2 separate regions of the Homo sapiens genome follow, and region 2 is linked to region 1. A link is a contact called in ENCODE Hi-C data. All regions are on one chromosome and are shown on one strand. The core of a region is the stretch at or near the end of the contact, and the rest is flanking DNA. Distances in the headings are between cores, read along the strand shown. Region 1 overlaps SLIT3 (slit guidance ligand 3). Region 2 overlaps SLIT3 (slit guidance ligand 3).

Region 1 (4,482 bases), core at 631-3,130:
CATGCCTGTAATCCCAAATACACAGGAGGCTGAGGCAAGAGAATGGCTTGAACCCGGGAGGTAGAGATTGCAGTGAGCTGAGATCGTGCCATTGCACTCCAGCTTGGGCAACAAGAGCGAAACTCCATCTCAAAAAAACAAAACAACAACAGCAGCAAAAAACAGAGACTGGTAGATTTTTTTAAAAAGCATGACCCAGGCCAGGCGCGGTAGCTCACGCCTGTAATCCCAGCACTTTGGGAGGCTGAGGTGGGCGGATCACAAGGTCAGCACATCGAGACCACCCTGGCTAACATGGTGAAACCCCGTCTCTACTAAAAATACACAAAAATTAGTTGGGCGTGGTGGCAGGCACCTGTAGGCCCAGCTACTCGGGAGGCTGAGGCAGAAGAATGGCGTGAACCTGGGAGGCAGAGCTTGCAGTGAGCCCAGATTGCACCACTGCACTCCAGCCTGGGTGACAGAGCAAGACTCCGTCTCTTAAACAAACAAACAAAAAAAAGCATGACCCAACTATACGCTAACGTGATATAAGCAAAAGTGCTACATGGCTACTTCCCTTAAAATGCAACCAGCACATGCCCTTTCCCATTTTTTGTTTTTCCTTCATTCTGCCTCTTAGAAAATGTATATAATGGCTGCCACTCCAACTTAGACTACTGGGATAAGGCCACAACATAGGGATAATAGAACAAAGCCAAATCAACCTGGGTCTCTGAGCACTTGGTAGAGCAGAACTACCATACCAACTATAGATTTCCTAATTGTAGATTCATAAAGAAAAACAAATCTCTACCTTGTTTAAGCCATTACTAAGGGGTTTTATGTTCCTTTAGTTGAACTTAATCCTCACTGATCCCAAAGAGTTGTACTTACTGAAGGCTATTACATGTCTATCACTGTGCCATGCCATTCAGAGAGATTATTTTAATGGTCTGAGGAGGAAGACACTACTATTATCTTCCTTTTATAATGAGAAAATTACTGCTCAGAGAAGTTAAGTGACTTGCCTAAGGGCACACATCTCACCTGCCCAGTGTGAACCTCACTTGTCTAACTTTAAGGCCTAGGCTATTAACCTTTATTTACAGTGTAAATGAAATCCAGTGAAATACCTAAGAAAAAAGAGACGTGTCCATTCCTCTTAGCCTGGGTGAAAGGCTTCCTTTCACAGTCACAGGGGGCGATGATGAGTTCAGAAAAACCTTTAATTCATCAAGCATTTCTAAAGAGTTAGCCAAGATTCTTTTTGAATTTATCATCCGTTTGGACATAATTAAGCAATTAATCAATCAGTCCCCTCATTCACTCAACAAACATTTATAAAGGCCTCATGGTGCCAGGACTTGAGATAAGCTGGAGGAATGAATCAAGTGATACAACCCTATCCCTCCCAGCATCCCCAGCGTGGGCTGGGCACTGAGCTCGTTTACTTTCAAAGCTGATTTTTTTCCACATTTCATTGCTCAGCTCCAAGCCAAAGATGTCAAACAGGCCAACCACGTGAAGCCCATTCTCCCAGAAGCCCCATTGTTCCATCCACCTACACTTTGAGGGATCCAGGTCAGCATTTCCCTTTTAGCTCTCTAACATGGCAATGGGAGACTTTGATGTCTCACCTTGCAGAGAAAAGAAAAAAGGGCAGAAAGCCTTCAGAGATGGTGGCCAAAAAAGCTTTGAGATCATGCGAATCCCCAGCGGCATGGCTTGGTCTTTCCTCTATGTTGTTCCTTGGAATGAAAAGCGGATTTTTCTAGCTTCTCTCTCACTCCTACATACGTCCCCACCCAGCTCTCAGCTCCTGGCAGTGCCAGCACTCACATCTAGGGATAACAGTTAAAATCGCCTCCTCCTCCTCTGACAATGAAATATGGCATACCATTTGGCATCCCAGCGGTGCCCCAGTCTCCTGACCCCTGGCAGGGTCCCAGGGGATTTGTGGTCGGCCGCTAATTCAGAGCCCTGGCCATAGCCATTTCCCATGACATAGCTGGAATTCTCCCACTGCCTGCCCTCTCAGCTTCAGTTACTCTGCCATGCTGAAACTATTTGCTCCCCTCCCACCCTGTCCATCACTGCCCCTTCCTTGGGCCGAGCCTCTGTACCCGCCCACTGGCTAGACTCCTGAGGCCCTCCATGGGGGAGCTGCAAATCTCTCTTCACTTTTATTACTGACCCGCATCCTGCCGCCTCCACTCCTTCAGCCTGAAGGCCTCTTTAAAGCACCGTCCTCTTGAGCAATGATAAACCTCGGTGCCAGAGATGTTTAAAGAGAAACAGTCACTCCCGGCTGACCATACTGATATCAGAAGGGAGGCCAACCATGTGGTTTCAAAGCTGTGGTCATAAAACAGTCTTTTTTTTTTTTTTTTCATGTATGGTTAATCTGCCTATGAACTAGAAAAATAATCTCTGCCCTTTTGTAGGGCCCATTCTTAGTGTAACCTGGGAATGGGGAAGAGACAGGCCAGGTACTGTCCACTGTGGTAGCTGAGGGTGGGGCCTCAGGAGCCAGGCTGTCTGGATTATAGCCCAGCTCTGCACACTTACTAGCTGGGTGACCCTGGGCAAGTCATAGACCATCTCTGGGCTTCAGTATCCTTCTCTGTACAAGGAAGAAAACAGAGGGACTACTACCTAGCCTTGTTATGAGAATTAAGTTCATGTTTGTAAAGGGTGCCAACACGTGTTTAGCACATATAAAGTGCTGTATCTGTATTTGCTAAAGAAATACTATGTATATATGGGATATTCAGTTAATTTTCACAACAACTTGTTGATGTTATTATGCTTTCATTACAGAGGGTGCTACTGGATCCTTGAGAGTTCTAGAAACTTGCCCGTGGTTAGTAAGCCACAGAGATGGGATTCGAATTTGGGTTGTACTTCCCAGTATGACAGTCATCCTCAAAGTGGGGTCCAAGACCAGCTGGGATCTTGGTAGATGTGCAAATTATCCAGCCCCATGCAGAACCACTGGCTCAGAAACTGGTGGGTAGGTTCAGCGATTTGTTTTAACAAGTCCTCCAGGAGACTGGGATGCACAGAGTTTGAGATGTGCTGTGTATCGCCATGTTGCCCTTACAGCAGGAGAAGAAGTTCCTTTCCTTCCTGTCTCCAGGTTATCAGCACAAAGTGAACATGAGCTGCTCAGACCTCTCAAGCAACACACAGTCATGCAGGTCTTTGGAGTGAAAAGTGCTGTGCCAGATGCCATGGGGACACAAAGAAATGTGAGCTTCCTGCCCTGCAAAGCATATTCCCTAATTATCAAAACCAGACAAGCATGTGCGCAAAGTTATCCAACAGCACTGACCACACCATGAGTCAAAGCATCCGTGTTCAGAGGTTTGGGGTCAAACAGAGCTCACACCATTCCTGACCCCGATTGTTATGAGTGGGACTTTAATGAAGTCACTTAATCTCACTGGGCCTGGCTCCCCTTACCTTTTCAGGCTGCTGTAAGGATAAAATGAAGTTAGGGCAATGACCTTGTATGATGCCTGGCACATGGTAGGAGGCTTAGTTGCTAAATGGCCAGGGTCATCATTAAGATCTGTCAGCCAGGTGATACAGGATTCACTGCCAAATCATAATAGGAAGGTAAGGTAGGAGTAGGGAGATAGCTCTAAGGGAGAAAGACCTGCAGAGAATGGGGAACTTGAACCTGATTCCAACACAGAGTAAATATCTCAATAACAGACAGGAGGGAGAAGAAAATGGCTCTGATGATCATTAAAAAAGGGGCTGGGCACGGTGGCTCACGCTTGTAATCCCAGCACTTTGGGAGGTCGAGGTGGGTGGATCATGAGGTCAGGTGTTCGAGACCAGCCCGGCCAACATAGTGAAACCCCGCCTCTACTAAAAATACAAAAATTAGCTGGGCATGGTGGTGTGTGCCTGTAATCCCAGCTACTCAGGAGGCTGAGGCAGGAGAATCGCTTGAACCTGGGAGGCGGAGGTTGCAGTGAGCCAAGATTGTGCCATTGCATTCCAGCCCAGGCCACCGTGCGAGGAAAAAAAAGGAAATGAAAAGGTGTGCCAGGCTGATAGTCAAATTCATCTGATTTACATGACTTTCACTTTGAACGTGCAGACTCCAATGCATGAAGCCCAGGTTGAACTGGGAAATCCAAGTTGCACTTAAGATACATGAGTACCTTAATCCCGACACAGGCTTTCTGAGCCAGGCTCTGTTTAATCAATGGGTGTTTGGAATGAGGGCTGTGGACATCATAGCGGCTCCCTTTTCCCTAGTGTCTCTCTAGAGGAACAACCAAAATGCAACTTATATGTGTGAAAAAAATGACTGAAAAATGTTTAATTTCTGATTCTCCCTGATTTCTCCTTGAGGCTGGCAACCTCACCAAAGCGATTAGACAGATAGCATGAGCTATCAGCCCAGATAAAATCTGGATATTTTATCATTGCAGAGAGCATATCGGGAAATACTAAGGAAGTTCAGGAACTATCTAGTGTCAT
Region 2 (4,507 bases), core at 218-2,717, 130 kb after region 1:
TGGTCTTTCCACCAAATCTGCTGCCTATCCAATTCAATTTGATTTTTGAAAATATGTTGATTTTGTCTTATTTTCACAAGCATTGTACTAAGCTTCTATAGAGAAATGCCAGCTCCTGTCCTCAAGGAACTTTTTGTCTACTTAAGAGATTAGATTATATGGTACAGAAAAATGATGATCATAACTATATAGCTGTGGAGGTTTTAAAACACAGCTGCAACTTCTGAGACTTCTTACATGGAGAGATGACCCCTACCCTTGCATGTGGGCAAGCTTGTACTGTTCAGAGCCACAGAGCAGAGCAGAAGGGGTACTATGTTGCTTTTAAGTCCATTCATAAAAAGCCATGCTACTTCTGAGTTGTTCTGAGTTGCTGCACACCTCTTCTCAGAGTGTGGAGCAACCATGTGAGAAGTTAGACTACTCAGAGGCCACCATGTTGTGAGGAAGCTCAAGCCACATAGAGGTCACATGTGTAGACACCCTGCTCAACAGTCCCAGCTGAGCCCAGACTTCAAGTCATCCCAGCCTAGGTGCCAGACATGTGAGTGAACAGCCTGCTGGGGATTCTAGCACCCAGGTATTCAAGTCTCTCCTGGTCATTCCAGACTCTGCAGATGATGCCTCAGACTGTATGGAGCAGAAATAAGCCATCTCTACTGCACTACGACGTAGAGAATCATTGAGCATGATAAAATGGTTGTCACTTTAGAACACTAAGTTTTGGGGTGGATTGTTAAGCAGCAAAATATAGCCATAATAATGGCTTTTGGAGTGATTATTTAATGCCAGACACTGTCCTCTAAGCTTGACATGTATTACCTCATTTGATCTTCCTAGTAAGCCAGGGAAGCAGGTTACTATTAAAGACCATGCCTAAGATTACTTAGCTACTAATGGCATTCAAAACCAGGTCACACTAACTCCAGCATCAAAGCATCAATAATCTAAACTGCTGTACTATAGAGGAAGCAAAATTATGTCTCTGAATAAAACCTACAAAGCCCCAAGCCAATCAGTTTTAAGAAACACCGACTGCTATTTTTTTAAACTAAACATCTTTTTTTTTCTTAATTTCAGAAGGCTTACTGTGGAGCTGAGCTAATTATTTGAGCCTTAATCAAGGACCAGCCACTTCCCGAAGCAGCTGTCCTGGCCTCTCTCTTGCCTCTAGAAAGTCTCTTGAATTGGATATTGGCTCAGGTCTAAACCCCAAATCCCAGCCCCCAGAAGTGAGGATGCATAGGGCTGAAAGGATCCTTGGAGATCATCCAGTCTACTTCCCTCATCCCCTTTAAAGATCAGGAAACTGAGGCCCAGGGAGGTCAAATGACTTGTCCAAGGTCACATGGTGTGTCAGAGGTACGGCCAGGTCGCCAAATTCCCAGGCAAGCATTCTTTCCACTACACCATGCTGCAGTTGCTAAAAATTCCCCAGAGCCGCCTCCCTCGGCCCTCCTCTCGACAAAGCTATTTTCCCCCCACACAACTACACACAGTCACATTTGGCAAGAGGTGCTATCAGCCCTGCTCTGCTCGTGAAATGCTGTTTTGCAATGGGGCCTCTTTGTTCGTTAGCAACACAGACAAAGAAAACTGTAGTGCAGTCTTCTTGGAAGAAGATGTTTCTTGTTTTAAAGACGGGAAGAGAGCTTCCTGACTGAATATGGCTTGAATCAGCATGCAGCTCCAGTCAGGAAAGAACCCAGAGGAGACTTAGGTCTTTGCAAAATTTCTAGAATGTACAAGGAGGGCACACGGCAGGGGGAAGCTTATGGGAAATGTTTCAGAAAGTACTAAAATGTATGCCTAAACAGAGTAAACAGAGCAGATTGGTTACCATCTTGTGCTATGAAGCAATTAGAAGGGGAGGGGTGTTGGTAGGGAACTAGAGTCATTAAAAGCTCCCATGAAGCAACTGGCCTTCCCATTTTTGGATTCCTGCTCCAGTCCTGGTTCCCAGTGTTCCTTCCCTTGCCGTTTTCTTCAGCTGGGATCTTCCCTCTCTAGACTCGAAATAAGCTGCAGGCTTGGTGCTGAGAGCCCTCAGGATATGATCTGCCATCCCGAGTCACCCATCTGGTGCCTCTCCCCTCTGCTTCCACATGATTCCCTATTTTTTTTTGTACTAGATGTGGTCCCTCTTCTGTCTCCCTAGCTTCCCAGATTGGCAGAGGCTTCCCATGGCTCTGCATGATCTTTGCACAGGATGAGGCAGAAATGAAGGCACCTTTTCATAAGGGCAGACCACACCAGGAAGCTGAGGTCCTCTCTGGTGACCTTTCTAATGCATTTCCCTTTGGAGATGGGTTGAGATCAGTGGGGAGGGAGTAGACCAGATGATCTCCAGTGATACCTCAAAAGCCTGAAAATCTCTTGGCTAGGGAAGCCAACAAGAGGGGGAGGAACAGAACCAAGTTCTGTGGCACAAATTCAGAACTTGTACGCTGGCAGCAGATGGAAAGGGAGGTGCCAGCTTCTAGCAGGAGGGGATGTGGTGGACGCGTTTCTCAGGGCGGTTGCAAGCCACAAGTCTTGCATTCCAAAGGACCTGGTGAATGCTGCCTGAGAACCTGCCTCTGACACAGCCACAGCATAGGTCTCCAGGCACCAGGTGAGATCTCCAAAAAGAAACTCCACTGGCCAAGTGAAGGTTCTTAGACCCTTTCTCCCAGAGCAGGGTCTTCCCCATCGCCTACCCCATGCTTAGGCAAACTTGCCCAAAGTACAAATTTTATTCCAAATCCCCCTCCCTCATTTTCCCCTAGGAAAATTCCTCCTGCTGAGTTAAACCTAAGAGAGAAAAATAAAGATATTACCACTCAGGGAAACAATGTCCTAGGGGTCCCTTGCAGCCGAGGAGGGGAAGGGAAGCTGGCCCCCTAAAGAAGGCCCTGTATCTCCTCATGGCCTCAAATGCTGCTGTGCTGTGTGTCAGTGTTTATGAAATGCTTCTCAAATAAGGTCAGTGTTCTACACAGAGTTAGAACTCTAATAAAATGCAGAACTTGTGCTGTTTGCCAGCTAGCTGCAGAGGCATACTTGAATGCTTTCTCAGATACAATTGTTCTCAGATTAATATTTCCCCCTTGAGTTTTTTTTTAATTCCACTTGTACTATTTTTTTATGATGTGGGAGGCTTTCTACATATTTGTACCCACTAAAAGGGATGAGGGGGCTTGCTTTCATCAATGATTCCTGAGGGTTTGGTGCTACATCCTTCATGGTTCTAGCATTTCTCCCAACCCATAAATCTCCCTGCTCTGAACCTAGCATGGTAGCCTTTGCCTTGTCAGTCATTTAGAGGGAGAGACAGTCCAGACTAACTTTGAAGTTAGTTTGAACTGTTCTAGTTACCAGAACATTTCACTTGCTTTATTCATTGTGGTAGACACTCAATAAATGGCCCCTTTAAATGACTCCATCCTTCATGGATTCCCTTATTTGGTCCTACTGTCTTGGACACTGTCACTTATTAATTACCCAGTCCTCTAAACTCCACCTGGTTAAGCTGCTGACATGGCTGGTATGAGGTTATATTTTAATTTGTAAAAGATGCATCTTGTTAAATGAAAAGGAAACTGGAACAAGAGTTTGAAGACATGGGTGACTCTGAGCAAGGCTTTGGAGCTCCCTGAGTTTCTTCATCTGTAAATGAAAGCTTCTAAAATATACCCTGATCGTCTTCCAGATACAGGATTTAGTGGTTCAATTCAGATATTGTGGGTGGACTCATTAAGGTATTCGCATAGCACTAAATTTAGAAGGCATTTGGAGACATCTGATCTCATTTAAACCTTGCATCAGCCCCCTGAGATGAGTGTTATTTCTCCCATTCCAAAGGTTATAGATGAGACTATGGAGACCGCAAAGGTACTCAGACAGGTCGGGCAGTTAGAAAGTGACAGAAGCCAGGATTCAGCCTAGGTCTTTCTACTCATTTCGGCTTACATCCAAATTGTACTCCCCCTTGGCTTCTCACTAATTCCACTTAGAATCCCCATACTCAGAACACTTTCTACCTACATTCTAGAGCTGGAGAGAGAAGAAGAGGAGAGAAAGAATGTCAGCAAAGTACTAGATAGTCCAGAAATTTCTGCAACACATTATTGAACAGGACAGCTCTCCAATGAGATCATCACTGCTGCGCTTTTTAATTACAAAATGATCTGTCCTATTTGGGATACAGGGAGTTCAGGAGTATGTCTAAGTAATTCATCATTTATAGAGTCCAGCCCTGGGGCACTTTTACATGCTACCCTGGACATGATAAAAGATTTCAGATGGCCATAAAGACGAAGTCTGAGGTTGTTTCCAGGGCAGAACTCTGAGTTCTTGCAAGTCTGCAGTCTCCAGTGAAGGTCCAGGCCATGAAATCCAATTTCAGGACCTGGGGTTCTGATGGTGACAGTCCAAATTCAATACTAAGGCTATGGAGAATACATAGAGGGCAGTAGAGGGCAAGAAGCCAAGCTAGAAGGATTAAGGCAGGAGCCAGGAGTAGCTA

Evidence for each region. A loop is a pair of places that touch in the nucleus more often than their neighbours do. Pooled maps may share reads with other maps.
Region 2: a pooled map shows a loop between it and region 1 (2.5-fold over the local background). The contact joins two enhancer-like sites. A Hi-C loop is called at or near these places in 3 of 168 maps with a recorded cell type or tissue (Caco-2, posterior vena cava and vagina) and 6 of 50 pooled maps.

The regions. Positions count from the first base shown.
Region 1 is chr5:169,159,296-169,163,777 of GRCh38, forward strand. All of the region lies in intron 4 of SLIT3 (slit guidance ligand 3), which reads right to left. Among named protein-coding and RNA genes, the nearest start is that of MIR585, 100 kb to the right of the region's middle. Within about 2 kb of position 1,881, at least 15 of the 41 ENCODE cell types and tissues checked have a DNase peak (open chromatin) inside an H3K27ac peak, as active enhancers do.
Region 2 is chr5:169,285,262-169,289,768 of GRCh38, forward strand. The region is part of intron 1 of SLIT3 (slit guidance ligand 3); the gene reads right to left. Among named protein-coding and RNA genes, the nearest start is that of SLIT3, 14 kb to the right of the region's middle. Within about 2 kb of position 1,468, at least 5 of the 41 ENCODE cell types and tissues checked have a DNase peak (open chromatin) inside an H3K27ac peak, as active enhancers do.